Regions from separate parts of the Homo sapiens genome. Here region 2 is linked to region 1. Evidence: chromatin loops called from intact Hi-C (ENCODE). Cell type or tissue: GM12878. All regions are shown on one strand. Links, peaks and the distances in the headings refer to the core of each region. The heading gives the core; the rest is flanking DNA.

Region 1 (15,355 bases), core at 4,774-12,773:
TTCTGTCCAGGACACACAGCTGAGAAGTCACGGTCTGCTGCCTGACTGTGGGGGTTTCAAGCCCCACTGGAGCATCCAGGCAGGCCCTTGGGCGGCAGGGCCTCGTGGGGGCAGGAGGGGACCCTGGGAAGTCGGGAACCAGGCCAGGGAGGGAGAGAAGGCAGGAGCACAGTTGTGGGTGTAGGCACCCACCCCGTCCCGAACGATGTTCCTCCCGGCCCACCCCACTCCAGTCCTCTGGGCCGGCTGCCAGAGGGTGCTGCTTGAGGCCACTTGCTTCCTCAGAAGAAGGTCTCACCTTCAGAGCCAGCCTTTGAGCTCCTGGTGACCTCAGCCTGTTGCCCTTGACCCTGAGTTTGCCTAGATCAAGTGGGAGGCCACTCTTTGGGCCTCAGTTCTCCCGTTCCCAGGGAGCAGGTCCTCTGTCCCCTGACAGCACCCCTCCTCGCTGTGCAGCCACCACTGCCAGGTTTCTGACTAGGCAGTGTTCCCCAGGGGGTGGCTCTGGGCCCTCAGGCAAACAGCCACGCTGGGAGGGGCGGTGGTTTGCACGTGAATAGTGTCACTCGGGTCCTTTGCTTGAAGTTGGCTCTGCTGAGTGCAGCCTGCAGACATTTTCAGGAAACTCAGTCCACAGGCTGGAGGCTTCTGCTTCCCCACAACCCAAACGGCCTCCAGCCAGCCAGAGAGCCATGAGAATCCAGCCACTAGCAACTGCCAGCAGGAAACCCACTACCAGCTGCTCACAGATGGACAGCCCATCCCGGTAGCTGGCCCCACCTCCCCGCCCCTCTGCTGACCAACCCAGCAGCTCCTTGGGTGGGTGTGGCCACCCTGCTGCCCCCACCTGCTCCCGGACCCTGTGCCAGGCGGTGCCTTGCCTCAGCGGGGCCTCGCCTCCCCCAGAGCCGCTCTGCTGCCTGACCTTGTGATATCTTGGGTCCTCTGGGCACTGGCGCAATTGGGTGGGGTCAGCTTTGGCCAGCAAGTGGGGGGCAGGTGGGTAAATCCTCCCTCTCTGCCATCTCCACTTCCTTCCTCCTACCCGGCTTCCCTGCCTTTTCCCCACTCTGGCTCCAGGGTTGCACTTCTCAGAAAGCTGTCGCTGCCCGGCTGCGCACAGGCCTGATTTTCTTGGGAGTCTGGGCTAAGATTCTGACTGGCCCTCCCACTTACCACCCACACCACCACGCAGCTAGCCAGTAACAGGGCCAGGAGTGATCAGGAGGGGGCCCACCTGACCACCCGCCCGGCGCCTCCAGCTGGCCAACTCTGCCCGCTCAGGGCCATGAGCTGGAGGTGCCAGGAGCCTCCCGGGAGGCAGTGTGAGGCATTCTTCTTAGTAAGTCCCGCATCGATGATAAAGGGCAGTATCAGCCCCTCTCTGATGCGCAGTGAGCGGCTCACCATACAGGGGAGGCGTTTAATTTATCTCGGGAACTGGGCGCAAGTTATAAAAATGGTAATTTCTTGGAGATTCAATTACGTGTTTTCATTGTTACCCTCGGTAATCAAGGAAACAATTTTTTATAAAAGGCTGTTGGATGATACTGATCTCAGGAGAGGATCTGGGCCGGGTGGGGGCTTTGGGAATGAAGAGGAGGGCAGTGTCTGCTGGGGGCAGGCAGGGCAAGTGGAGCTGAGCCGTCCAGCCCACCAGCTGTTCCAGCCCTCCAATTCCTCCATTCCTCTCTGGCCTCAGTCTTCCCTTATGCCGATGGGGCCATCTCTGGTAGGGAGGGTCTGGCAGGAGCTGATGAAGTGAGGCATGGCTCCTGGGCCGTGAGGGTGGCTGTGAGGGTAGCTGCGTCCCTGCCCCTCCCTGCCTGGTGCCCGAGCAGTCTCGTCCATCTCCTGAGGCCTCTGCAGGGCATAGAGAGGGGTTCCTCATGGAGTGCGGACCTGATTTTTTTCCCCAAGTGATGTCTTGGCTCTAAATAACATCTCCAGGATTAATGGTGCCAGCCCCCAACAGCACCAGGTGATTGAAAAAATGGTTTTATGGCCCCGTGGGTGAAATTCAACTTGCATCTGAGGTGTATTTCCAAGATGGGATTTTCCTCCCTGGGAGAGGCGGCACATTCCACACTAATTATAATGGCAGCTCCTCGACATTCATCACCCATAGTGGGGGGGACACCTGTCTGGGGCACAGGGGCAGGGTGTCCCTGGGGTAACCTCCAGGTCTCCTAATCTCAGCAGACTCTGGGGGGCTGGTTCTAGGAGATGCGCCCTCACGCAGTGCAGGGCCAGGGGAGGGGGAGGCGGGAGCCCCCAGGAAATGAACAAACTCTAGCTGGGCTGCGCCAGGGAGGAGGCTGGAAGGAGGCCCCAGGCTGAGGGTAGGACCCGGCTAGTGCTTGCCCAGGGACCCACAGGCCCCTTGCTGAGCAGACTCCAGCGAGGGGCCTGGCCCATCTTGTTGCAAGAGGCTGGAGTCCTGGGCTGAGCTGGGCAGTTGACCTTGGATCTGACTGTCTCCCCTGAAATTCCTTTTACCCCAACTCAGGCTCCTGCAGTCCCGCACAGCGCCCAGCCAGGATGGGCAGGAGGAAGCCCTTCCTCCGACGGGCCCTCACCGCACCCTGCCTGAGGGGCCTTGAGCCCCAGGGCTCTTGTCTCAGCACTTGGCCGTGGAGATTCGGGAACTATGGGAGTTTGGGGGATCTCGGTGGCTGAGGGCTGTGCTCATGAAGGACTCCTTGAGTTTGGAAGATGAGGCTCACCTTCTGCACAGCCAATAGGTCATTGTCATGGGAACACTGACCACCAGCACCAACCTCCATCCCCCGCCGGGGGCACGTGCCTTTATCACCCATTTCCTAGGTGAGTACAGGGGCTCAAAAAGGGGCAGGGTTCCTGAGGTCACACAGCAGGTGAGCAACAGAGCCAGTGAGGGCCTGGGGGTGTCCTGCCAGGGGCTGAGGTGTGCCCACATGCAAGAATCCAGGGGTCCGTGGGCCAGGGCCCTGCCAAGAGTTGGGGGCTGAGGGAGGGAAGGGGGCATTGCCAACCCTGCAGCCCCTGCCGTGGGGGGTAGAAGAGAGATGCCCCTCTGGGGGCCCGAGGGCAGGGTGGGCCCATGCCGTTCCCTCCCACCTGCCACAGGTGAACCTGACAGGAGTGGGGATGGAGCCTGGCATCCCAAGGGAACCTCCTGGAGTAATCACTCCACATGCTTGCAGTAAATATTGGGCCCTTCTTCCCCTCCCAGTAAATGAACTTATTTACTTTTAACTAAGATTAAATGTTCTCTGTGAGTTCAAGATACTGACTGCCCTGTCAGGCTCAGTCCACGCTCTGCTCTTCCTGCCTCTGGGGGCCACCCCCAGGCAGGGAGGGACCAGGCAGCCCTGGGGAAGCAGAGAAGTTGTTTCTCCAGGAAACTCCAGGAGGAGAATCCATTTACATCATCACCACTGTCACCATGAGCACGGCCATAACCACCATCATGGCCAGCTCCACCAGCACCCCATCACCACCAGCACCGGCATCATCACCACCACCACCACCACCACCACCATCACTACCAGCACCATCACCTCCACCACAATCAACACCATCACTGTAACCACAACTTCCATCACCACCACCATTACCCTCACCATCCCCACCATCACCATCACCATCAGTACCACCACATAACCTCTATTTTGACCACCACCATCACCACCACCACCACCATCACCATGATCACCAGCATCACCACCACCACCATCACCATGACTACCATCATCACCACCACAGCCTCCATCACCTCCACCATCACCACCCCCATCACCGCTTCCACACCACCACCGCCAGTAACACCACCTCCATCACTACCTCCATCGCCACCACCATCACCATCACTATCACCATCACTACCTCCATCACCATCACCACACCTCCGTCACTATGGTCGCTGTGACTGAGCCCATCCTCACTACTGTCATCAGCACTGTCATAGTACCATGCTGACAAGCCCACAGTGGGTTTGAGGGCTGCCATTGCTTGGGACTAGTTCCTCAGGCACAGGAGGCTCCACGCTGGTCTGATTGCATTGGAGGGGTTGCCTGACAAAGGTCTTTATGGGGTGCGCATTGTAGAGTGGGGAGGGGGAGGTTAGGGCAGGTCTGGAGGACTTCATGCCATGGGCATTCTCCCTGGCCCCCTTCTGTCTCAGCAGCACCCCACGCTTCTTGACTGAGCTGGAGCAGAGGAAGCAGGCAAGGGTGGGAGGAGGGGCAGGGGCAGGAGGAGGGACAGGGGCAGCCACAACCATGTCCACCTAGGCTGGAGCACAGCCCCTGAGCCTCCCTAAAGTGAGGGGCCACCCAGAGGAGGCACCTAACCATTCTCTCCTCCAGACTCCACCCAGTGCTTGGATAGCCAGCGGGGTAGCTTGGGGTTGGGGCTGGGCACTCAGCCAAAGGGGCCTGAGAGCATGCCGTGTGCAGAGCCTGCTCCCATGAGGTGGTGAGAGCCTGCTGCACCGGTCTCCTGCCCCGAGCCTTGGCTTGCTCATCTATGAACGGGTGACATGGTGCCTGCTGCACAGCAGGCCACAAGAGCAGAGCGACAGGACACAGTGAGGGGCGGTAAGTTGCTGCCTGGTAAGAGAGCTGTGGGCTGGCCTCAAGGGGTAGCCTGTGTCCTCTCACTGAGAATAGTGGGAAGCGAGCTGCGAGCTTGGGCCCACAGTGGTGGTCTTAGGCTGCCGTGGTCACATAATGCCACCTCCCAGTGCCTGCGGCACCACCCCTGGGCTCCGCAGCCCCAGCCAGCCGTCCATGTGGCCCATCCTGTCCTCTCCAGGCCTGTCTGTGTGCACCCAGTGGAGGGTCTCCTGTCTCCTGTGGCTCCCTGAGGCTGCTGGTCACAGGGCTGATGAGGACACTGGAGACCGCTGCGGGGCTAGGCAGGGGCCCTGTGGGAGTGCAGCAGCCTGGAATCTGCAGCTGGGGCTGACCTAGCACAGCAGGCCACTGGTGCCACCTCTCACGTGGCAGGCGCTTTGCAGCCTCCCACTGCAATCCCAGCAGGCCTCGGTGCCAGGGCGGCCCCATCCTGGGGGCCATTGAGGACCTGCATAGGCCACAGGGCTCACGAGCATGGGCACACCAGGGCCCGGTGGGAGCAGCTGGAGGGAGGGTTCAGTCACCCAGGCCTGCCCAGAGCTCTGCCCAGGGCCCAGGATGAACTGATGGGGGCAGCCTGCAGGCGGTGCCAGCGAGAGTGGGCGGTCCCCACAACAGGGGGGCCCTAGCCAGCCTCACCCAGAGCAGGGAGGGCATGTGTGGAGATGCAGGAAACCTCTCCCATGTCCAGGAAATATTATTAACAAAAATTTTAAATCTTGGTGACATTCCCGATGGCCAGATAATTAATATAACAGCAGATAATAATTAATTATTAATAACTGCACTGAATAGTTTTCAAAGTAATTGTGATAAAGAGAATGTTAAATGAAAACTCATCAAAGTTGCTGATGCCCTGCACAGTGAGGGCACCTTGGTGCTGGGGGTGGCCACATCGACTGGGCCGAGACTGGCCCCCCCGGGCCCACTGTGTCCTGGTGCCACGTATTAGGGGTTGTTACCCATACTTGGAGTGTGAGGACCCCCCCACAACACACACGGGGTGAGGACCCTGCACGCACATGCAAAGGCAGGGGTGTTTCTTAGTACTGGGCCAGGTGGGCAGAGTCTGTGTCTCTTCCTGCCTCACTGGGATTGTGGATGGCCATGGGGTTGGCTCAAGAGTCTGCCCTGTGCCTGCAGGTGTTCTGGATATCTGGGCTAGTGGGTGGGGGTATTATCTGCCCCATGAGCCAGTCTCTGGTTCTTCTATTGCCCCAGACCCTCCAGGCCTTGGGTGAACCCCCTCCACCATCCAACTTGACCTGCCATGTTCCTGGGATCTAGCCCAGGACTACTTCATCCAGCAATTCTCACTAAAGTGTGAGTGGCTGCTCGGCACTACCGTAATCCTTGCCGCCTCATGTGTTTATTGGTGTGAAGCCTTCAGCTGCAGAGGGATGAAGAGGGTGGTCCCAGGCAGAGCAGGCCTGCTCCCTCCACCCTCAGGCTACTGACTCTGCAGCTCTGGACAGTGGCTGGGAGCTGCCAGGAGCCCAAGTAGGAGCAGGACCTGGGGATCTCCTCCCCACACATAAGCCGGTTTCTCTGATCCTGGTTCCTTGCCCTGTCTGGCCTGCCTTCCAACTGACACCACCATGTGGCTCCCTCACCTCATTGAGCAGGACTGTTGCGGTAAACTGAGGAACGGAGAGACCAGTATGAGAAACAGGAGGATTGTTTATTTTAGGTATGCGCCGGCTCAGTGGATTCATATCCAAGAAGCTGAGCATTAAACAAAGAGAGAGCGGGGGTTTTTATGAGCGGACTTACAATAAATAAAAGCAGTTACTCACGTGATAGGTCACATAATCTATAGCATAGCATAACTTGTGGCCTTGTAGCTGCATTGAAAGAAAAACAAGAACTGGCTAAATACAGACATTTATAAAACATAATCATGCATTTGGACCCATTCCACAGATGGAGAAGATGAAGCACAGGAATGGCATAAATGACTTCCTCCATGTTGTACATGCAGTAGGTGCTAGATTCTGGCACCAAAGCCAGTGCTTTGTCCTCTTCCCCTTTCCTCAGTGGCTTTCCTCTCTTTACCTGCCCCAAAGGCTGTAATCTCTAACATGACCCTAAGAAAGAGAATGGAACGGATTTCTTATTAAATATATAAATAGAGATAATGCCATCCGAATAACGTTTTATGTTCCCTGGTCCCAGTTTTTCTAATCAATAAAGTTTTTAACTCTTCCCTCCTTTTTTTTTTTTTTTTTTTTGATGCAGAGTCTCATCCTGTCACCCAGGCTGGAGTGCAGTGGTGCAACCTCAGCTCACTGCAACCTTCGCCACCCGGGCTCAAGTGATTCTTGTGCCTCAGCTTCCCAAGTAGCTGGGATAACAGATGCCTGCCACCATGCCCGGCAATTTTTTGTTTAGTAGAGACAGGGTTTCACCATATTGGCCCAGGGTGGTCTTGAATTCCTGAGGCTCAAGCAATCCACCCGCCTCAGACTCCCGAAGTGCTGGGATTACAGGCGTGAGCCACCGCTCCTGACCCTTCTTTCTCTTCCTTCTTCATCTTTCATCCTTTCTCCTCCTTCCCCTTCTCCCTTCCTCCTCCTCTTTCTTCTCCTCCTCCTCTTTTTCTCCACTTCTCCTCCCCTCACCCCCTCCATTCCCCTTTTCTCCCCTCTCCTCCCCTCCCTCTGAAGGTAGAGAGCTTTCCTCTGAAACACCTTGAGCTGTTTTTGCTTTTAGACATGGCTTACAACGGTTTCCATCTTCCTGTGGGTCACAGGTTCACTGATATTTAGTGAACAATTTCTGAGCACTTTGAAACTTGAAATATGCTAATGCTCACTGTTCTATGAGCTTTAGATATAGAATTTTGTTTAAACCTCATAAAACTTCGTGAGTGAGATAGTTTCCTTCTTCACATTTACAGATGGGAAAAATGAGCCTTAGGTTAAGTAAACTGCCCAAGGTCACACAGCTAGTCAGTGGCAGAGCTGGGAATCAAACCCAGGCACTCAGGTGCCAGAGCCTACATGCTTCACCCTGGGCCTTCAAAAGATGAAACATCACACCCTGCTTAGCAAGTGGGACATTTATATTTCATCTGAAGAACGTGTGCCCCAAACTGCATGGGGAGGGGAGGTGGTGCCTGGTGGGCTGATGGGACATTCCTGTCTCCTCCTCAGGTTTTGTTGTGGTTCCCAGGCGGTGCCTTCGAGACTGGCTCAGCCTCCATCTTCGATGGGTCCTCCCTGGCTGCCTATGAGGACATGCTGGTTGTGATCGTCCAGTACCGGCTGGGAATATTTGGCTTCTTCACGTGAGTCTCTTCAAATGATCGACATCCCAGATCCCCAAGGGGCAGCAGTGCAGTAGCCATAGACAGTGCCCAGCAACCTAAGAAGGAGTGAGCCTTCCAGGACATTGAACAAAACTGGCCCTAGTTCCTTAGGTAATTTTTGCTGCCGTAGCAGATAAATCCCCAAATTTTGGTGGCTTAACACAATAAAAATCTTTTTCTCACTTGAGTAAAGTTTAATTGAGCATCCCTGATCAGCAGATATTCTTCCCCATGGTCAGCCAGGGATCTGGCTCTTTACATCTTGAGCTCTGATGTGGATTCTCTAGGGCCCCGGATCTTCTGCATTTGGCAGGTGGGCGGAGAAAGCATGGAGGACCATGCAAGGGAGAGTCTCCTGGCCCAGCCTGCAGGTGGCACTCGTCACTTCTGTTCACTCACCATTGGCAGAACTCAGTCACATGGCCACATCCAGCTGCAAGCGAGCTGGGGCAATGTAGCCCCACTGCATGCCCTGGAAGACAGGACACTGTTTGTGTGAGCAGTTGGTAGCGTCTACCTGAGCCTCACCCCAAGGCTTCTCGAATGCTCACCTGAGAATCATCACTCCATCACAGTGGCTTCCCTCCTCCAATCATGCCTAACATGTATTGGGTTATCAATGAACCAGGCATGCATTATTTCAACTCATCCTCAAAATAATCCTTCAAGGAAGATTCTCTGTTGTTATCTTCATTTCACAGCTGGAAAATGGAGGCCCAGAGAGGCCAAGCAACTTCCCAGGGGTCACAAAACAGAGCTAGGTCTCTTGACCACTTCTATTATCCTGCCTAAAACATGGCAGGAGAAGTCCTGACCAGGGACCAATGTAAGCAAAGAGAAGTGAGAGGTGGGGCCAGGATTATGCTTGGGGGTCACTGTCACATACTATGGGAAAATCAGCAATGATTCAAAATATGAATCCTGCCCTACAGAGGCTCCTGACTATGGGGGACATAATGCAGGGACAAAAATTTCCACATTACCAAGAAGGACATGGTTAATTCTCCAAGAATGAGAGGCCATGGGGCTGCGGAAACAGAGGAATGAGTTGCAAGGGATTGGGGAGGCTTCGGAAGAGGGGTGGCATTGGAGTTGCACCTGAAGGATGTGGTTGGGTTTGAGGAGAAGGGGTTGAGAGAACGTGTGCTCGGCAAAGGGTGCTACCTGTGCAAAGGTTAGGAAGTTGGAAGGGAGGTAGCAACACATGAGGATGAAGCAATACTTTTGCAAACTGCACTGGGCCTGTAGGCCTGGAATGTGGCTCTGGGAGTGCTGTGCAGGCAGGACAGGCTGACGGGGTGCCCTGACCCGAGCAATTACACTTCTAGCTGCTCTATACATTAGGATTCTGCGTAAGATTCCTTTGATAGGAACGTTTTCAACAATTGTTTATCATATCTGGTTTGAGCATAGGTAGATGAAGCTACAGCAGGAGATGGATGCAGAAAGGCAAGGACAGGCCTGACAGGGAAAGACCTTGAATGCCAGGCCGTAAATGGAGTTTGGGCTTTATCCAATACAGATTGAGGGACCAGGAGTACCTTTCTCAGAGTAGTGTACCAGGAACCTCCAGAGCAGAACGGAGGCTGAGCCAGGGGTGCCCAGCTGCAGATACGGACCCCCAATGGGAGGCACCGTCTTGATGCGGGCCACGGGGTGGTTGAACCACAAAAGCAATAGCTAACATGTATATAACAGGTGTATATGACATGCTTATTGTCTGCCTGGCACCGTCAATCTTCACAACCATGTGGAGTGGGCACTATCCCCATTTTAGACATGAGAACCATTGAAGCACAGCAGGTTAAGTGACTTGCCCAAGGTCACCCAGATGATAAGTGGCCAGGCTGTGAATCCTGTGCTCGAGGCTGAGATAGTAACCACTAAGGTATAATGCTTCTCAGGATAAACAGATGGAGAAATGGGGACCAGGGTGGGAGCCACAGAAGAATGGAGGTAAAATTGGCAGGGCTTGACTCTTGACCAGATGCAGGGGACTGGGAGAGAGAAGGTGGAGGCAGAGCCAGCTCAGTGGTCATGGATAGAGGAGGGAACCCAGGGGAAGGAGCAGTCTGGGGAACTGGGGAATGGAGTGGAGTAGAATGTGCCCCAGGATGACTTGCACTGATGGTGTGCACTGCGTGCATGCTTTCGGTCTAGACATTTCTTTGGTTCTGTGGGATTTCCAGTTGTTTCATTTGTTCTCCCATTAATTCCATCCCAGGAAACATGCAATTGTGCAGGAGCAGCAGCATGGGGGCGTGGGATCCCAAATCTGCAGCTTTCTAGCTCTTGAGCCAGGGGGTTTAACCTCTCAGTGCCTGAATTAAAGAGTTTATGTATCCATTCATCATCCTGACAGCATGCTCACAGGTTTAGTGGAAGGGAGTTGGCATGAGCTGCTGCTGTGGAGAAAAGCAGCCTCTGCCCAAACACTTCCCAGCAGAGAGGGAGCACGGGGTGGTGGGATAAACATCCCAGTCTCTCTCTAGCCCACCCTCACAGCACACAGCTGAGGCCTGGGTGATGACATTCCTAGAGGTCAGCTTTTGGGGGACAGGGCAGAGAAGGGTGGAGAGGACCCAGAGAAGCAAAGGGAGAAAACCCAGCACCATCTACCTCATAGGTGTGAGGGTTGTAGGAGTATTAGCCTTAAAGCCCTTAGAACAGTGTCCGGTACCTGCTGCACCTGCTATTATTGTTATTATGATTATTATTAATTTAGTTTCATGGAAAATTCTGTGCTCAGAAAACCCTTGCTTTCTAGTACAGACCAACTCTCAGGAAAGGATTCATGGATTCCAGACCAGCCTGGGCAACACAGGATTCACGCACTGGGATTCATGGATTCTGAGGAGCCTATGAATACTTGAAATTGCACCTACAGTATTGTATGTGCGTTCTTCTCGGGTGCATAGCTTTCATCAAATTCTCAAATCCAAATCCCAGCAAAGTGTGAGAACTGAGCCCGGTTTCCCCAGCTCCTCCAGACCTCTGACTCTCAGTCCCCTCCCCACTGACATCTGCCCACAGCCTCTGCTGAGAACTTCCAGGGCTGTGGGAAACACGCCATGGCCAACTGAGAATTCTCACCCTGCCTCTTGTCCTCAGCACATGGGATCAGCACGCTCCCGGGAACTGGGCCTTCAAGGACCAGGTGGCTGCTCTATCCTGGGTCCAGAAGAACATCGAGTTCTTCGGTGGGGACCCCAGCTCTGTGACCATCTTTGGTGAGTCCGTGGGAGCCATAAGTGTTTCCAGCCTTGTAAGTTCTCTGCTTTGTGATTTGAATGAATCTCAGTGTGGGAGGTCCAAAAATGATGATGAGGAGTCACTAACATTTGATTGGTGCCTTCATGCACAACAGACACTTTAAGGCACATTGTCTTCTTCAAGCCTCACAAACACATCATGAGTTAGGAGCTCAGTCTGATTTCATGGACAAGATAGCCGTCACTGGGAAACTTTAAATAAATCACCCAAGATCACATAGTGAGTAATAATTTGAGGAAAACTCCTTTATATTTGTAGAGGAGAAACCCTAGTATTCAATTACCAGAGCGGTAATTACTTGTTTAATAGAAAACTCAGCTAAAGCATGAAATATCAAAAGATGCATATAAATATTAAATTTTAATTTTATTTTAACTTAATTTAAACCATAAAATGTACATTCCCTCACCAACAGTTTGATACAGGGCCTTATGTTTGCAGAGCTGGTCTGCTGACTGGAGTTCCAACATGGATTATCTTGCATAAACCACTGCAAATGTTGCTGTCCTCAAATTGCAGTTTCAGTTTCTTTACGGTGGGCACAAACTTAAAGATGCCTGAGCACATTTTGGAGTTTTATACTTTTCCTGCAAATATTCTACTTATTTCTTGCCCACACATAATTTGACAGCCATATATATATTATATATATATAAAATATCTAGTATATACACACACACATAGTGTATATACACTGCTATATATGGTATATATACTATATATAGTAGTGTATATACACTATACACTATATATACACTATATATACTATATATGTGTGTATATATACTAGATATTTATATATCTATATATACTAGATATTTATATATATTAGATATATATATAGCTGTCAAATTATGTGTGGACAAGAAATAAGTAGTATACAGTATATATATAGTATATATACATACACACGTATATAGTGTATATAGTGTATAGTGTATATACACTACTATATATAGTATATATAGTATATAGTATATATATACCATATATATTATATATATAATATCTAGTATATACACACACATAGTGTATATACACTACTATATATATAGTATATATACTATATATAGTAGTGTATATACACTATACACTATATACACTGTGTATATATACTAGATATTTATATATCTATATATACTAGATATTTATATATGTACTAGATATTTATATATATACTAGATAATATTTATATATATATAGCTGTCAAATTATGTGTGGACAAGAAATAAGTAGAATATATACATATATAGTGCATATAAGAATATATACATATATAGTGCATATATGCACTATATATACTGTGTATATACACACATGCACATATATTTATATACATATATATACATACACAGACATATAAGGCTTTTTTTGTTTGTTTTGAGACGGAGTTTCACTCTTGTTGCCCAGGCTGGAGTGCAGTGGTGCAATCTAGGCTCACCCCAACTTCTGCCTCCCAGGTTCAAGCTTTTCTCCTGCCTCAGCCTCCCGAGTAGCTGGGATTACAGGCATGTGCCACCATGCCCGACTAATTTTGTATTTTTAGTAGAGATGGGTTTTCTCCATGTTGGTCAGGCTGGTCTCGAACTGCCGACCTCAAGTGATCTGCCCGCCCTGGCCTCCCAAAGTGCTGGGATTACAGGCGTGAGCCACCGCGCCCAGCGACAGCAATATATTTTTTTGAGACAAGGTCTCACTCTGTTGCCCAGACTGGCATGCAGTGGGGTGATCATAGTTCATTGCAACCTGAACTCCTGGGCACAAGTAATCATCATGCCTCAGCCTCACAAGAAGCATGTGCCACCATGCCCAGCTAATTTTTATTTATTTATTCATTTTTTTAGAGATGGGGTCTAGCTATATTGCCCAGGATGGTCTTGAACTTCTGGGCTCAAGTGATCCTTTTGCTTTGGCTTCCAAAAGTGCTGGGATTATAGGCGTGAGCCACTATGCCTGGCCCGAGAGCAATATTTTTTAGCCATCCTTTATCAAGAATTTTTTTCCAGACATAATTTGATTTTCTTTTACACATACAGTTCATTTGTTCTCATGATATTTCATTGATTATGTAATTACAATAACAAGTGCAGTTGACAAAACAGGTTTGGAAGCAAACACACCTGATTCTTGGCAAGAAACTGATGAGAAGAGAAATGGACAGAGGTGCTAGAAAATGGTCCATTGGCTCAGTGTGGTCACCATTTCCTTGGCATCAGTTGGCAGGTTAATTGCAGAAATCAGTGACATGGTGTTAAGAGAGCTTCTGCTGACTAGCACTTAACAATATATGTGGTCTTTTTACATCTTCAAAATTACCTTCTAAAGTGGATTATATTAACCTAACTTTTCATATATTATAACAGCCATTATTTCATGAACGAAATTTGACCAGACCACCTGTGAAGACTTCTATGTTTGTCACTGCCCCTGCTCCTCCAATAATTTTGTGATACGGGCTCAATTTTTACTCCAGTTTTACAGGGGAGTGAACTGATACTTAGAAATATTAAGTAACTTGGCTGGGCGCAGCGGCTCACGCCTGTAATCCCAGCACTTTGGGAGGCCAAGGCGGGCGGATCACGAGATCAGGAGATTGAGACTATCCTGGCTAACACGGTGAAACCGTGTCTCTACTAAAAATACAAAAATTAGCTGGGCATGGTGGTGCGTGCCTGTAATCCTAGCTACTCCAGAGACTGAGGCAGGAGAATCACTTGAACCTGGGAGTTGGAGGTTGCAGTGAGCCGAGATCACGCCACTGCACTCCAGCCTGGCCACAGAGTGAGATTTCATCTCAAAAAAAAAAAAAGAAAAAAAAAAAGAAATATTAAGCAACTTGTCCGAGGTTACACAGCTAGGAAGTGAAGGAGCTAGAAATCACATGCCTGAACATTTGACATCAAAGTTCATGAAGAACCAGGGCTCAGAGAGGTTAAGTAACTTGCCCAAACCTTCACAGCTAGTCCTTTAACCCCCGCCAAAAAGGGTTTTTTTTCCCCTCTAAGTTTAGAGCTTTTATGGAGGCTTCCTGGGAAGGTTTCTTTGAAGAGGGATGAATGGTATTTGTGATCGGTGGGGAGTCCTCTGCGTAACCTTTCCTGGATCTTCTGTGTTCTCTCTCCAGATTCTGTCTCCCATGGCCGAAGGCTTATTCCACAAAGCCGTCATGGAGAGTGGGGTGGCCATCATCCTTTACCTGAAGGCCCATGATTATGAGAAGAGTGAGGACGTACGAATACTGTTAACACCTTGCTAGCTTCCTCTCCTCAGTTAGGGGAGAATGTGTTCAGGCACCTTCTCACCATGTGCCATCTATCCCACGATATTTGTCATCTGTCTCTTAATTATCTACTACAGAGTGAGGCCCTAGAGACCAGGATCTCTCTGTCCTTCAGGCCCCCAGCATAATAAGTGGTATATATCAGGCAGCTATAAATGTTCTGGATGAATGAGCTAATGAATGAGCTGTTTCATTCAATGCATATTAATTAAGCACTGGGCTGTGGAGCCATCTCTTGAGTATTAATGATTTTAGTGGTAAATTTTCTTAAACATTTTATAGAAAGTAACAGTATATAACCAAGAGCAGAAACATAGAGTTATGAAATTGTAAAAAAAAATACCCTCAATACGTGGAAACATTGATTTTGGTAACATTCTCCATAAAGCTGCTTTCAGTTTGGGCATATGTTTATTCATTTGACACATCACTGAATGCCCACTATTTTCCCTGCTCTGTTAGAACTTTGGGATTTATCAGTGGAGAAAGCATATCCAAACCTGAGGGCAATATAATCTTTTTATCACCTATCCATGGATAGGATTAAATCCTGGAATCCATGGATGGTTTGGGAAGTGGTCCCACAATTGTACCAGACTCCACATGCCTGCACATTTTCCCAGGGAGGGGGTTTGTAACTTTGATTGGATTCTCACAGTATCCACGACTCCCAGAAGGTTAAGAGCCACCACTTTCAGGGAGTGAGTTCTACAAATATGGAAGGTTCAGTGACAAGGAAAGCAGGTGTTCAGCAATGGGCCAGGCATGGAAGGTGGGGAACATCGAGCTTATAGGAGATTGGATGAGGAAGGCGTTTCTGGGGGCTGCAGTGCCCTGAAAGGACATTGTGGAGAGCAGGACTTGGGCTTTAAA
Region 2 (15,355 bases), core at 3,256-11,255, 50 kb after region 1:
AAGAAAAGAGGTAGTCCTCCATTACTGGGAGGCCCAAGCAGAACAGCCTATGAAGGAGGGGGCATAGCAGAGCTTTACCTTGAACACCTCAACTCATCAGGTGTCCTGATTTCTTGAGTTAGCACACAAAATGAAGTGGCAAAATCTGCTGGCTTAACACTCAGAGATTACTATCTTCCTTGCGTGCCATTTGGAAACAAATAGTTTTGTTTGCTTGCTTGTTTTCAAACGGGGTCTCACTCTGTCACCCAGGTTGGAGTGCAGTGGTGCAATCACAACTCATTGCAGCCTCAATCTCCTAGACTCAAGGGATCCTCCCACCTCAGCCTCCTGAGTAGCTGGGATCACAGGCGAGTGCCACCATGCCTAATTTTTTTTTTTATTATTTTTAGTACAGATGAGGCCTCACTATGTTGCCCAGGATGGTCTTGAACTCCTGGGCTCAAGCAATCCTCCCTCCTTGGCCTCCCAAAGTGCTGGGATTACAGGTGTGAGCCACTACACCCAGCTTGGAAACAAAAAAATGAATCTCTGTAACTGAAGTCCCAAATAGGAAACCCTGAGCTTTTGAGGATACATAATTTTTTCATCTCCTCCAATTTAAAGTGGCAAATGAGGACGGGCATGGTGGCTCTCACCTGTAATCCCAGCACTTTGGGAGGCCAAGGTCAGGAGTTTGAAACCAGCCTGGTCAACATGGTGAAACCCCCATCTCTACCAAAAATATAAAAATTAGCTGGGTGTGGTGGTGCTTGCCTGTGATCCCAGCTACTCAGGAGGCTGAGGCAGGTGAATCACTTGAACCTAGGAGGCAGAGCTGCAGTGAGCCAAGATCGTGCCACTGAACTCCAGCCTGGGCAACAGAGTGAGACTCCATCTCAAAAAATAAATAAATAAAGTCGCAAATGAGAGAGGAAGCAGATTTTGGAAGTGCGTAGATGCCTCAAAGGTCAGCATTTGATCTTACTGCCTATGAGTTCCCAGTAAAAGCAGAACATGTGAAAGGACTCTGAGGCACAAAAATACAGTTGGATAGTCCTGGGCAGGCAATAGGAAAGTTGAGTAAATGTGTGTCTAAAATGTGCATTTCTAGGCTGGGCACAGTGGCTTACACATATAATCCTAGCACTTTAGGAGACCGAGGCAGGAGAATCACTCAAGCCCAGGAGTGTGAGATCAGCTTAGGCAACATAGTGAGACGCTGTCTCTACAAAAATAAAAATTAGCTGTGGTGATGAGTACCTGTAGTCCCAACTACTCAGGATGCTGAGGCAGGAAAATCACTTGAGCCCAGGAGGTGGAGGCTGCAGTGAGCTGTGATTGCACCATTGTTGCCCTCCAGCCTGGGCAACAGAGCAAGACCTGTTTCTAAAATAATAATAATAATAATAATAATAATAATAATTAATAATAATAATAAAATGTACATTTCTAACTTCATTTCAAAGTTAAGGCCAGGTGCAGTGGCTCATGCCTGTAATCCCAGCATTTGGGAGGCCGAGGGAAGAGGATCACTTGAGCCTGGGAATTCGAGACCAGCCTGTGCAAAATAGTGAGACTCTGTCTCTAAATAAAAATAAAATAAAAAGTAAACAAAGTCAAATTTTTTAAAAAAATCAGAACAAAAGCTGGGCACAGTGGCTCACGCCTATAATCCTAGCACTTTGGGAGGCTGAGGCAGGTGGATCATGAGGTCAGGTATGCAAGACCAGCCCGGCCAAGATGATGAAACCCCGTCTCTACTAAAAATACAAAAAATTAGCCAGACGTGGTGGCATGCGCCTATAATCCCAGCTGCTCCAGAGGCTGAGGTGGGTGGATCATGAGGTCAGGAGTGCAAGACCAGCCTGGCCAAGATGGTGAAACCCCGTCTCTACTAAAAATACAAAAAATTAGCCAGATGTGGTGGCATGCGCCTATAATCCCAGCTACTCCAGAGGCTGAGGCAGACAATTGCTTAAACCTGGATGGGCGGAGGTTGCAGTGAGCCCTGATCATGCCACTGCACTCCAGCCTGGGTGACAGAGTGAGACTCCGTCTCAAAAAACAAACAAAAAAAAAAACAAAACCCCCCCCCCAAAAAAACATCAGAAGAGAAACGTTGAACTGCATACTTCCAGGCCCAACAGAGTAGAGGTCAGCACAGGCGCAACCAGGTTGCATATCTACATACAATCTGCCCTGGCAGGAAGGACATCCTTTTCTTCCAGGCTTAACCACTCTAGGTGACCCAGATTATTTTAAATTATAGCGTCAACAATTTAAAGCAGCTTTTACTGTAAGGCACAATCTCAATAATTAATAGGGCAATATAATAAATACATAAAAGCTCAGGGAGAAAACAAGACTCTTGAATGGGCCTGGAAGTTTTGCCACGTCCCCCAAAGTACTCTCGGTTGCATCCTTCGGAACCTTTCAACACATACACATATACCTCCCTCATCCTTTTGTGAAGAGTGTCTATTAATTACTAGATTAAGAGGATTTGGATAAAATTTATAAACGTACAAACTTTGCTACCAAGGACTGACACATTTACTTTTCTAGCTCATCAGTTTATGTCCTAGAAAAACTCCAGAGCCACATTAACCAGCTGTTTCCTATTTTACATTTTACGATGGTGTTTCCACTTTCACCTGCAAAGTGACTAATAGTAATACCTATTACAGTAATTTAAGTAACACCATTTAGAGTAATTTCATCTTTAGTACTGTATTTATACTACTAAGAAAGCCGCCAACGATTCAAGCTGCACTCACTGGTGAAACCTTATGCTATATATGTAATTAATTTATTTCCTAAATTCTTACCTCCCTCCACCCCCTCCATTGGAAAATAAACTCTAAGAATGCTAAAGTTTTTGTGTGTTTTTCTTCAACGCTTAGAGCAGTGCCTGGCACCTAACAGTCAATATCTGCTAACTTTGATGAATGAATGGTATATTTATATTATGCAATATTACTATGCAGCCATGAAACACAATGAGTTAGAGTGGTACCAGCTAATTTAATGGAATTTCCAGAAGTATGAAATTAAGAAAACAAGAAGAAAAGTGTCAAAAATATCATCCCACTTTTTTTTTCTTCCCTGAAACGGAGTCTTGCTCTGACACCCAGGCTACAGTATAGTGCTGCCATCATGGCTCACTGCAACCTCAAACTTCTGGGCTCAGGGAATCCTTCTGCCTCAGCCTCCCATGTAGCTGGGACTACAGGTGTGTGCCACAACGCCCAGCTAATTTATTTTAAATTATTTTTTGTAGAGACAGGGTCTCCCTATGTTGCCCAGGCTGGTCTCAAACTACTAGGCTCAAGTGATCCTCCCACCTCAGCTTCCTGAAGTGTTGGGATTACAGGTGTGAGCCACTGTGCCCAGCCTAATCCCACTTTTTAAAAAGTATACCCCCAAATCCATACACTGGTGAGGAAGTGGAGAACGTGGAATCCTCATACACAGAATTTAAAATGGTACAGCTCTGGAGAACATTATAGCAGTTTCTCAAAATGTTTAACATAGCTACTACATGACCCAGCAATTCAACTCCCAGATATACACCTGAGAGAACTGAAAGGATATGTCCACACAAAAATTTGCAGAGGAACTTGTACACACTTGTTCACAGTAGCATTATTCATAATAGCCCAAAGTGGCAAAAACGCAAATGTTCATCAACTGATGGACAAATAAAGCATGAACAACTGATGGACAAATAAAGTATATCATTCAGCATATAAGAAATGAAGTGCTAATACATGCTACAACAGGGATAGACCTTGATAACATTTTGCTAAATGAAAAAAGCCAAACAAAAGGTCACATGTTGTATGATTCCATTTACATAAAAATACCTAGACTAGGCAAATCCATAGAGACACAAAGATCAGTGACTGCCCAGAGCCAGAGGGAGTGGTGAATGTGAAATGACTACTAATGAGTACAGACTTCTTTCTGAGGTATTGAACATGTTATGGAATCAGATGGTGGTGATCAATGCATAACTTTGTGAATATACCAAAAACCACATGAAAGGTACACTTTAAAAGCCTGAATTTTAAGGTATGTGAATTATATCTCCATAAACCTGTGATTTTGTTAATATACGCTTATTTGCAAATGAATACATGGATAATGAGGAATAATATGAAAGGTTAATGACAACCTTGGTGATAGGGTACAGGAGACTGGGAGAGGAAGATAAGTGTTGAGGTAGAAGAAGACAAAAAAATAAAAGACTAAAACAATAATCCAGGGCCAGAGGCCATGAGTTGGGAGATGGAGCAAGATGATGTGTACAAAGAAATGAGCATAAATCATAAAAATGAGGGAACTAGGGTTGAAAACTCCAGCAAGTAGTTTGTAATGGGGGAGACGAAGCAAACCTAAGTAACTGCAATGATTCAACGGAATTTGCAGAAAATGCAGAAGGGCGAGAAAAACAATGAAAAAATGGATCAGAAGATTTAAAATTGGCTCTACCCCACCAAAGTTTTAAAAAGCAAGCAAGAAGAAAATTCAGTTGCTCCTGGGCAAGAATTCTTGGTCCCAGTGGGATAGAACCAAACAATGATAAGGAGACACCAGTGTTTTGTAAGCAAGATAATATATTAAGGAGAGAAAAGGGGCATTTATCGGGAGAAGAGGTCTCACTGTGATTGTTCTGGAATAAAGTAGCCCCATCGGACTGCCTCAGGAACTCATGGTGGAAGAGGTGCCACTGGAAAATGGCTTAGTCGGGATCTTCCCCAAGAACACTAGAAGAGAGAGAGGAAGAATAGAATAGCTTTAAATTTTAGCAGATATTTCTTTTTCTTGTTTAATTAAAATAAATCTTATTGACCTAATATTTTTGAGACTGGGCTCTTGCAATGCTGCCCAAGCTGAACTCAAACTCCTAGGCTCAAGAGATTCTCCCACTTCAGCCTCCTGAAAAGCTGGCACTACAGGTGCACACCACTGGGCCCAGCATAATGGCTATTTCTTGACAAATCTTGACAATGCCACCAGTATGTTTTTCTTTAGAGACAGAGTCTCGCTTTGTAGCCCAGGCTGGAGAACAGTGGTGTGATCCTGGCTCACTGCAGCCTCAAACACCTGGACTCAGGAGATCCCCCTGCCTCAGCCTCTCGAGTAGCAGAGACTACAGTTGTGCACCACCACACCTGGTGAATTTTATTTTATTTTATTTTATTATACTTTAAGTTCTAGGGTACATACACCTGGCTAATTATAAAATGTTTATCTGTACAGACAGGGTCTCGTTATGTTGCCCAGGCTGGTCTCGAACTCTCAGCCTCAAGCAATCCTCTCCTCTTCACCTTCCAAAGCCCTGAAATATGCCCATATCCAGCCTGCCACCAGTTTCTTTGCATACTTCTTTCCTAGGATTGACCAATACCTTTACTTTCTTCTGTGTACAGCTCAGCATTAAAAAAAAAAAAAAAAAGTTTAGGCTGGGCACAATGGGTCATGCCTGTAATCCCAACACTTAGGGTGGCCAAGGTGGGAGGTTTGCTTGAACCCAGGAGGTCCACACCAGCCTAGGCAAGATGGCAAGACCACGTCTCTCAAAAACAATTTTTGTAAAATTAGCCAGGTGTGCTGGTGCGGGCCTGCAGTCTCAGCTAGTGAGAAGACTAAGGCAAGAGGAACCCTTGAACCCAGGAGTTCAAGGCTACGGTGAGCTGTGATCACCTCTCCAGCCTGGGTGATAGGGTGAGACCCAGTCTCTGAAAACAATTAAAAATAAAAAAAGTTGAATAATGAGTCTTCTTCTTAGAGGCAATGTATTTTTCCTCTTTAACTTTTTGTTTTCCTTAGGCTATATGCACAATAGACAAAGTTGAAATTTAATCTTAATCTCGTAAACCCTTACTGTCCAAACACATCAAACTCAAAAAAAAAAAAAAAAAGACAAAAACAAAAAAGGTGAAAGGTGTACAAGAGAAAAAAGGGAAGTAATCTGTGCCAAATGTACATTCCTTCCACAATTTGGGACAAAAATGATGCCTACCTGGTCTCTGGGTGCCAAAATAAGACATTAGAGACACTCCCCTCCTTCAAGAAATAAAATTGGAATCAGACACTAAGATACAATTAAACAGACTTTGAAAGTTGGTACGCACTACTGGGAGGTGTCTCACAGCTGGCAGGGTCAACTGCAACTAGAAGAAAAGCTCCTAAGGGCAGAAACTAAGTGGCTCACTTCCTCTGTAACACTGCCGTGCCCAGCACTGTACCAGCACCCCAGCAGAGTCAACAACTTTCCGTCAAGCCACACACTTACGGTCTCATCGTCCAGTGGAGGCCGCAGACGAGACATAGTGTGCCAAATCCCAAATGCACAGGGTGCCAGACAAGTCTGCGGGAGGCAGGAGGACTAGGGAAGCCTTCCAGGAAAGGTGATGCCTGAGCTGAGTTGTTTTTCTTTTGAGTTTGGAACATTAATTTAATCAGAGGAAAACAAGGGACATGGAAAGGGCAAGGAAATAAGAAAATGAGCTGAGTTTTGAAGGCAATGATCAGATGAAGTGAGAGAAGAATATTCCAGCAGAGGGAGACAAGGAGACTGCAGAGATTTCAAGGGGCCAAGAGCTGTTCGGTGCAGCTCAGTGAAGCACCTAAACAGAGGTGGGGGAAGGAGAACAGGGGTCAAAGCCCAGTATTGAAGTGTTCTGGATACCAAGCTAAGGAGACCTTATTACGAAGGTACTGGGGTTGCTGAAGGGTTTAAATGGGAGAGTGATTGTGAACAGATTAATAGTTTGGAAAGATACAGGCAGAAGTAAACCTCTGGATTTAACCAAAAAATAAAGGACAGAACCACAATGAAGATGTTGGAAAAGATCAGGAAAAACACTGTTAAAAGATATTCACTCTCGGGGCCGGGCGCTGTGGCTCACGCCTTAAATCCCGGCACTTTGGTAGGCCGAGGCGGGCTGATCACGAGGTCAGGAGATCGAGACCATCCTGGCTAACACGGTCAAACCCCGTCTCTACTAAAAATACAAAAAATTAGCAGGGTGTGGTGGCGGGCGCCTGTAGTCCCAACTACTCCAGAGGCTGAGGCAGGAGAATGGCGTGAACCCGGTAGGCGGAGCTTGCGGTGAGCCGAGATCAGGCCACTGGAATCCAGCCTGGGCGACAGAGGGAGACTCCATCTCAAAAACAAACAAACAAAAAGAAGATATTCACTCTCTTATTTACGGATTTTCTTTATGGAGTTACCAAATTATCCTTTGAAAATTGAGAATTCAGAAGTGGCTGAGAGCAGTCAGTCACTCTTCAGAATGTAAAAACTACTATTCTGAAGTAGATATTACATTATTAATTTCCTTTCAAGATGCTTTAAAAATGAGCCTTTTGATACACCGCAGGTTTTTAAAGAGTATGTCACAATAACTAAATCTTACTTGAAATTAACAGAAGAAGAGCACTATAAATTTTAAAGGCTTCACAGACACAGGGATCATCTGTTATGTTCACTTTGGAACAGATCATAATTGTCCCTCCTCCTCAACATACCCAAAATACGTTGTTTAAGGCTACTTTCTTAATGGTCATGTTATTTCACAGCAAAAGACTGGGGTCACAATGATATCTGAGCTGACAGAAAACCCCATGGGGGTTTTTACCTCGCAGCTAGTCTATTCAGTACTAACAATTCCAACCACCAGAAGGAATTTCCCTGCCTAGGCTTATTTTGTTGGCACAACACAAAAAAATCTCCTGGGGCCGAGTGAGGGGGTTTGTGCCTGTAATCCCAGCACTTTGGGGGTTGAGGCGGGCGGATCATCTGAGGTCGGGAGTTCCAGACCATCCTGACCAACATGGAGAAACACTGTCTCTACTAAAAATACAGAATTAGCCAGGAGTGGTGGCACATGCCTGTAATCCAGCTACCTGGGAGGCTGAGGCAGGAGAATCGCTTGAACCTGGGAGGCAGAGGTTGCGGTGAGCCGAGATCATGCCATTAGACTCCAGCCTGGGCAACAAGAGCGAAACTCTGTCTCAAAATAAAATATCTCCTGACATTTTATATCTAATAAGAAAAGATCTATTTAACAATGATCAGAATAGGAACATCTTTAATACCAGGCAAACTTAAAAGCTTTCTCAGTGGATTTCTCAGTAGACTGTGACAAATGACCTCAAAATAAACTCATATTTACTCTTAAGAAATAATTTGTATTTGAATCTTCTTAACAACAAAAGCCCCAGGAACTTTTTCCTGAACTCCCAAACAATAGCAGCAAAACGAGATTCTCGGCTCTCTTTATTTTTACAAATCACAATAAGATAACTAACCTTGTATTTGCTATTATTTACATTTACTGTATATCACCATTTACTATCACCATCATTTCATAAAAGATGCTTTATTTTAACACCAAGAAAGCAGGACTTTTTTTTTTTTTTTTTAGAAAGGATAGTCCTTTAATCGAACAAATTTAATTGTATAAAAGACTCCCAATATTGTCCTTTTTTTTTCTTATTTCTGTTCCCTTACTGAGCTGAGCAGTTTGCATAATACCACACACAAGTTAGTCATGTGATTTAAATATGTATATGATAGTAATTTTGATACTATCACTTAAGTCATTCGAAATATCAGATGCACTGTGTGTCAAGTCAGTTATAGAGAACCACTGCTTCAGAGAAATCACATCTGAGGAGGAAACACTGCAGATACACCCCCTAAAAGTTCACCTTTGAAACAGAAATTTTGATACAAACTTCACTTTAACTACAACTGTAATTGTAATTATTACAGTTATTCTCCACTCACTAGATACTGTACTTGACACTCACGTTATTTGGTTGGCTACCAACGTGCACCTGTGATAAAGCTTTCCTATGGCACAACATTCACTTTCTTACTGAAAATGTCAAGAAAACCCCTACACACCTGCAACCATTAGGAAGCATTCTCCAGCTATCAAAAAAGTCACTGAATCGGCTAAGCGACTCTGTGTGGTATACACTAAATCAAAGGGGAAAAGGTGTTTTTTTGGAGGAAAAAAATACTGGATCAGCCATTTATTCATAGAAACAATTTTACCCACAACAATACTTCTCCTTTCACTATATACCCTTCTATATTGGTTTGGTTATTGTATAACATACATGTATATTGTTATGGCTGGGGATTTTTTTTTCTTTTTTGAGACGGAGTCTCATTCTGTCGCCCAGGCTGGAGTGCAGTGGCAAGACCTCAGTTCACTGCACCCTCCGCCTCCTAAGTGATTCTCCTGCCTTGGCCTCCCGAGCCTCTGGGATCACAAGCGTGTGCCACCATGCCTGGCTAATTTTTATATTTTTTGTAGAGACCGGGTTTCACCATGTTGTTATTGAACTCCTGACCTCAGGTGATCTGCCCTTCTCGGCCTCCCAAACTACTGAGATTACAGGCGGGAGCCACTGAGCTCGACCTTGTTATGTCTGGTTTTTGTTTTGTTTTTTTGAGATGGAGTCTTGCTCTGTCACCCAGGATGGAGTACAGTGGCACGATCTTGGCTCACTGCAACCTCTGCCTCCCGGGTTCAAGCAATTCTCCTGCCTCACCCACCTCAGTAGCTGGGATTACAGGCACGCGCCAATATGCCCAGCTAATTTTTGTATTTTTAGTAGAGACAGGATTTTACCATGTCGGTCAGGCTGGTCTCAAACTCCTGACTTCAGGTGATCCACCCACCCTGGCCTCCCAAAGTGCCAGGATTACAGGCATGAGCCACCGCGCCCAGCCTAGTTTTTAATTACTAAGAAAAAATTACTATAGTCCTTTTGGTATCACCTACATTGCCAAAGCTGCAGTCCCCCTCCACTCCCGGAAGCCACCAGAAATGACTGCTGTTGTCTGCAAAGCCCACAACTCTGATTTCATCTCAAGATATGTCCTACTGGGTGACTGCAAATGTCATTCTTTAAAGGCTTGTATCTGTTACAAGCTTGGGAAATATTATCAATGGCTTAAGAGGCTCTTTTGACAAAAGAAAACACTGTTCCCTGTAACCCCAGCTAGTCAGGAGGCTGAGGCAGGAGAATCGCTTGAACCCAGGGGGCGGAGGTTGCAGTGAGACGAGATCATGGCCCTGCACTCCAGCCTGGGCGACAGAGTGAGACTCGTCTCAAAAAAAAAAAAAAAAAAAGGAAGAATGTGCCCAACCTTCATGTCATGAAGGCCATGCAGTCTTTCAAGTCCCGAGGCTACTACATGAAGGAACAGTTTGCCTGGAGTCATGTCTGCTGGTACCTTACCAATGAGGATATCCAGTATCTCCGTGATTACCTTCATCTGCCCCTGGAGATTGTGCCTGCCACCCTACGCCGCAGCCGTCCATGGACTGGCAGGCCTCAGTCTAAAGGTCTGGAGGGTGAGCGACCTGCAAGACTCAACGAGAGGGGAAGCCGACAGAGATACCTACAGAGGGAATGCTATGCCCCCTGGTGCCAACAAGAAAGCCGAGGCTGCGGCTGGGTCAGCAACCGAATTCCAGTTTAGAGGCAGATTTGGTCGTGGACGCCGTCAGCCACCTCAGTAAAATTGGAGAAGATTATTTTGCATTGAATAAACTTACAGCCAAAAAGACTTAAAAAAAAAGAAAAAAATTATATTATGTCGCAAATGAACCCGTTGCAATGATCATACAGGTTTTTTCCTTTGATAGTTTGTACTACTTTAATAGTTTTTTCTTTTATTACATCATCTTAGTTTCCTAGGAAAACCCCAACTTGGTCATGATACATGTTTAATCCATTGCTGGATTATTTGCTAATATTTTATTTAGCATTTTTGCATATATGTCCATAAGAAGTTAGTCTATACTTTTGCCTGCTTGTACTATTTATGTCTGGTTTGGTTTTAAGCTTATATTAAATTCACAATGAGTTGGGGAGAATTCCATTTGCTTCTTTTTCTGTAAGGTTATGTAGGCCGGGGTCGTGTGTGGTGGCTTATGTCTGTAATCCCAGCACTTTGGGAGGCCAAGGCGGGCGAATCACGAGGACAGGGGTCGAGACCACCCTGGCTAACACGGTGAAACCCCGTCTCTACTGAAAATACAAAAAATTAGCCAGGTGTGGTGGCGGGCGCCTGTAGTCTCAGCTACTCGGGAGGCTGAGGCAGCAGAATGGCCTGAACTCGGGAGGCGGAGCTTGCAGTGAGCCGAGATCGCGCCACTGCACTCCAGCCTGGACGACAGAGCGAGACTCCGTCTCAAAAAAAAAAAAAAAAATTATGTAGGCCGCGCACTGTGGGTCGTGCTTGTAATCCTAGCACATTGGGAGGCCGAGGCAGGTGGATTACCTGAGGTCAGGTGTCCGAGAACACCCTGGCTAACATGGTGAAACCCCGTCTCTACTAAAAATACAAAAGATTAGCCAGGCACACCTGTAATCCTAGCTACTGTGGAGGCTGAGGGAGGAGAACCGCTTGAACCTGGGAGGCGGAGTTTGCGGTGAGCAGAGATCATGCCACTGCACTCCAGTCTGGGCTACAGAGCGAGACTTCCTCTCAAAAATAAATAAATAAATAAATTATTTTAAAAAAATTCTGTAGAAGATAAAGACTTTCTGTTCTTCTTAATGTTTGCTGAACTTATCTATAAAATCATCTGGGCCAGGTGCTTTTCTTTGGTTTTGTTTTTTGTGAGATTTTTGACTGGATGGGATACAGATTTTAAAATAAACATTCAATTCCTTTAATGGTTCTAGATCTAGACAAGGTTTTCTGTTTCTTCCTACTTCGTTTTTATGAAGTTATATTTTTCTTTTGAGCCGGAGTTTCTCTGTTGTCCAGGCTAGACTGCAGTCACCCCATCTTGGCTCACTGCAACCTCCGCCTCCCAGGTTCAAGTGATTCTCCCGCCTCAGGCTCCCGAGTAGCTGGGACTACAGGCAAACGTCAAAACGCCCGGCTAATTTTTGTATTTTTAGTAGAGATGGAGTTTTGCCATATTGGTCAGGCTGGTCTCGAACTCCTGACCTCAGGTGATCGACCTGTCTTAGCCTCCCAAAGTGCTAGGATTACAGGTGTACATTTATTTATTTGAGATGGAATCTTGCTCTGTATTTATTAATTTATTTATTTGAGATGGAGTCTTGCTCCATCGCCCAGGCTAGAGTGCAGTGGTGTAATCTTGGCTCACTGCACCCTCTGCCTTCCAGGTTCAAGCGATTCTCCTGCCTCAGTGTCCCAAGTAGCTGGGATTACAGGTGCCTGCCACCACAGCTGGCTAATTTTTGTATTTTTAGTAGAGACAGTGTTTCACCATCTTGGCCAGGCTCGTCTCGGGCTCCTGACCTCATGAACCACCTGCCTCAGCCTCCCAAAGTGTTGGGATTACAGGCCTAAGGCACATGCTCGGCCGTATTTATTTATTTAATTATTTAGAGACAAAGTCTTGCTCTGTCACCCAGGCTGGAGTGCAGTGGCGCCATCTCAGCTCACTGCAGCCTCCGCCTCCGAGGTTTAAGCGATTCTCATGCCTCAGCCTCCTGAGTAACTGGGACTACAGGTACTCACCACCACGCAGGGATATTTTTTTCTGTTTTTTTGTAGAGACACGGTTTCACCATGTTGGCCAGGCTGGTCTCGAACTCCTGACCTTAGGTGATCTGACAGCCTCGTCCTCTCAAAGTACTGGGATTACAGGCATGAGCCACTGCGCCCGGCCTCTCACTACGTTTAAGTGATGCCATGGCTCATGCCTGTAATCCTAGCACTTTGGGAGGCCAAGGCAGGTGGATCACCTGAGGTCAGGAGTTCGACACGAGCCTGGCCAACATGAGGAAACCCCGTCTCTAGTAAAAATACAAAAATTAGTCAGGCGTGGTGGTACAAGCCTGTAGGCCCAGCTACTTGGAAGGCTGAGGCAGGAGAATCACTTTAACCGGGAGGCAGAGGTTGCAGTGAGCCAATATCATTCCACTGCACTCCAGCTTGGGTGACAGAGTGAGACACCGTCTCAAAAAAAAAAGAAAAAAAGAAAGAAAAAAATGTGATGCCGGGGCATCTCAGCCTCAATACCTGCATGAGCACAGTCATGTCCAGGCCAGGGCTGCTGGTCGAGGTCTGGCCCCATCTCTTCTAGAAGAAAGGGAGTAAGCTTGCAGGGAGGCTGGGGGACAAGATCCCAGGATCTCAGCCTCCGCTCATGGATCAGCTCTGAGACCCTGACTGAGCTGGGGGTGCTCTGTGTGCACTGGTTTCCCCAGCTGTCAAGTAAAGGGATTGGATGAGGAAGTCTTGTCAAGGTGGAATGATCTCAGATTTGGGGCAGCAGTGAATGATCCCGCTCCCTGGGCCCATGCCAGTGGCCTGGCCTCGGCTGAACACAGCCCCAACACTCTGGAATGGGGATGAGGGGGAAGTCAGCTCTTGCTCTTAGTAAGAGAGATGCAATAGGGCTCTGTGGCTGAGCTGGGTGCCTTGCCTCACACCTGTAATCCCAACCTTTGAGAGGCTGAGGCGGGAGGATTGCTTGAGGCTGGGAATTTTGAGAATAGCCTGGACAACATAGCCAGACCCCATGTCTACAAAATAATAAGAAAACACACAGCTATAGTCCAAGCTACTTGGCAGGCTGAGGCAGGAAGGTCCCTTGTGTCCGGGAATTGGAGGCTGCATTGAGCTATAATCGCACCACTGCACTCCAGCTTGGGTGACAAAGTGAGACCCTGTCTCTAAAAGAAAAAAATATCGGCCTGTGAGCATGGGTTTGATCTTCAAACAGGACCCGGAGGGTAGGGACAGACAGTGCTGTCACCCTTAGGTGCTGAACACTCAGAAACGGGCCAGCGGCAGTCCTTTCCTCACCTGCAGACACCAGATTGGGCAGAACAGCACGTGGCACTTGCAGCTCTTGCAGTGAGGGCAGAACCCAGTGTCAACCCTTCTGCCTGTGGGAGGGGCTGCTGAGGCCTGCGGAGAGGCCAGGGTGGAGGCTCGTCCCCTTGTCCAGCCCTTGGCGTGGTCTCCACCAGGTCCCCAGTCCACCAGTGCAGGGCTCCCCTGAGCCTGCTGCTGCCACGGGCCCTGTCTCTACCCAGGACGTCCCCCCACCCTCGCAGTGTCAGGGAAATGATCATGGTGGCGGTGACACTCCGCAGGCAGGGCTGCTGAGAGAAGCTGAGAAGGGTCACACTGCAGGCAGGCGCCCGTGTGACAAGCCCCTCTCACCCCGAGAGAGCTGACCAGGCAGCTCACGAGCAGAGCCACATCCCGGGAGTCCGAGAAAGGTCCTGGCTGGGCTCAGCCACCTCACTGGCCACGGGCAGCCTTTGTCGTGTGAGCCTTGCTCTCCTGGGGAGGCTCAGGCTGACAGCTGTGGGCATTGCCGAGGGTAACCTGTGGCCCAGTGTATATGGCCGGCTCTCCTCAAGCTGCATTCATTCAAGTAGGACCCAGGGTGCATGCCCATCTCCAGCCCAGGGCAGCTCCCCTGTAAGCTGGGTGAGCTACTGAAGCCAAGGCGGGAGGCAGCTGACAACACCCACGGCCCATGCGGAGGTGGTGGAAAGGCTGGACTCAGCAGCAACACCAAATCCCGGACCAGGCAGAAACCACCCAAGACTGAGGGGCTCGTGCCAGAGCGGTGGCCACAGGTAAGAACCCGGGCCCAGGGTGGCAGGAATCCTCCATGTCCCAGGGCTTAGCATAGCAAAGGAAGACCAGCCGGGTCACCCTGGTGGCCATCTGTCCCTGTCCCACCTGCAGAGTCAGAACAGCCTCTCCCCAGTGGGGATCATCTCTCTCTGCCAAAGCAACAGCGGTCCCTGCCCCAACCAGACTACCCCACTCAGTGGGGTTACGGATGCTGCTCCAGCATCCTAACACTGCCCAGCTGGTGCCTGCCTGTGCTCACCCACACCCCCCAGGCCGGCCTTCCCTGCAGCCTGGGCTTGGCCACCTTGGCCTGATTGAGCACTGAGGCCTCCTGGGCACCCAGCCCTATCACTGCACCTGCTGCTTCCAGCCCCACCCCACCGGCTCAGGGGTTCTTCCCAGCGGCGCTGATCATGAAGTCAACATGCACGCAAGTCGTCTCAGGAAACTTTTTAATGAAAGTGTCGGCCACGGTGGTGTGTAGGTGGCTGAGCTCAGATTGCAGCTGCTAAGACACCAGCCACTTACCAAGAGAAAGCCAGGCTGCTTCAAACCCAGGGCCCAAGGCAAAAAAGCATCACTTCCGGCCGGGGAGTCTGGAAGCCACGCCTTGTGGGAGGTCACACTGGCATCTAGGCCTTCGCCTGCATTGCAGAAGGAGAGCCAGGTCCCCCTCCTGGAGAACGCTGCGTTCCCCAGCCCCACACCGGCTTTGCCACCACACAGGCTGTTGAGGCAGGAGGTGGGTAAGAC

The links. Hi-C counts contacts between places; a loop is a spot of excess contacts. Peaks named below come from ENCODE experiments on the same cell type or tissue, not always from the same donor. Only the 100,000 strongest peaks of a DNase experiment are listed, where the experiment ranks them.
Region 2: a loop joins it to region 1, with 2.9 times the contacts of the local background. A loop is called at or near these places in 69 of 110 quality-filtered maps.

The regions. Positions count from the first base shown.
Region 1 is chr22:23,369,434-23,384,788 of GRCh38, reverse strand. It overlaps the pseudogene CES5AP1. Among named protein-coding and RNA genes, the nearest start is that of LINC02556, 50 kb to the right of the region's middle. In GM12878, for the core only: a CTCF peak has its summit at 8,296 (motif pointing right); a DNase peak (open chromatin) is centred at 8,358.
Region 2 is chr22:23,317,720-23,333,074 of GRCh38, reverse strand. It overlaps LINC02556 (long intergenic non-protein coding RNA 2556), which reads right to left and starts at 6,459. Exons shown (of 2, transcript NR_149133.1): 1 at 6,284-6,459; 2 at 4,582-4,751. It overlaps BCR (BCR activator of RhoGEF and GTPase), which reads right to left. Exons shown (of 23, transcript NM_004327.4): 23 at 15,038-15,355. It also overlaps the pseudogene POM121L11P and the pseudogene RPS10P30. In GM12878, for the core only: no CTCF peak of the experiment used is centred there; a DNase peak (open chromatin) is centred at 7,584.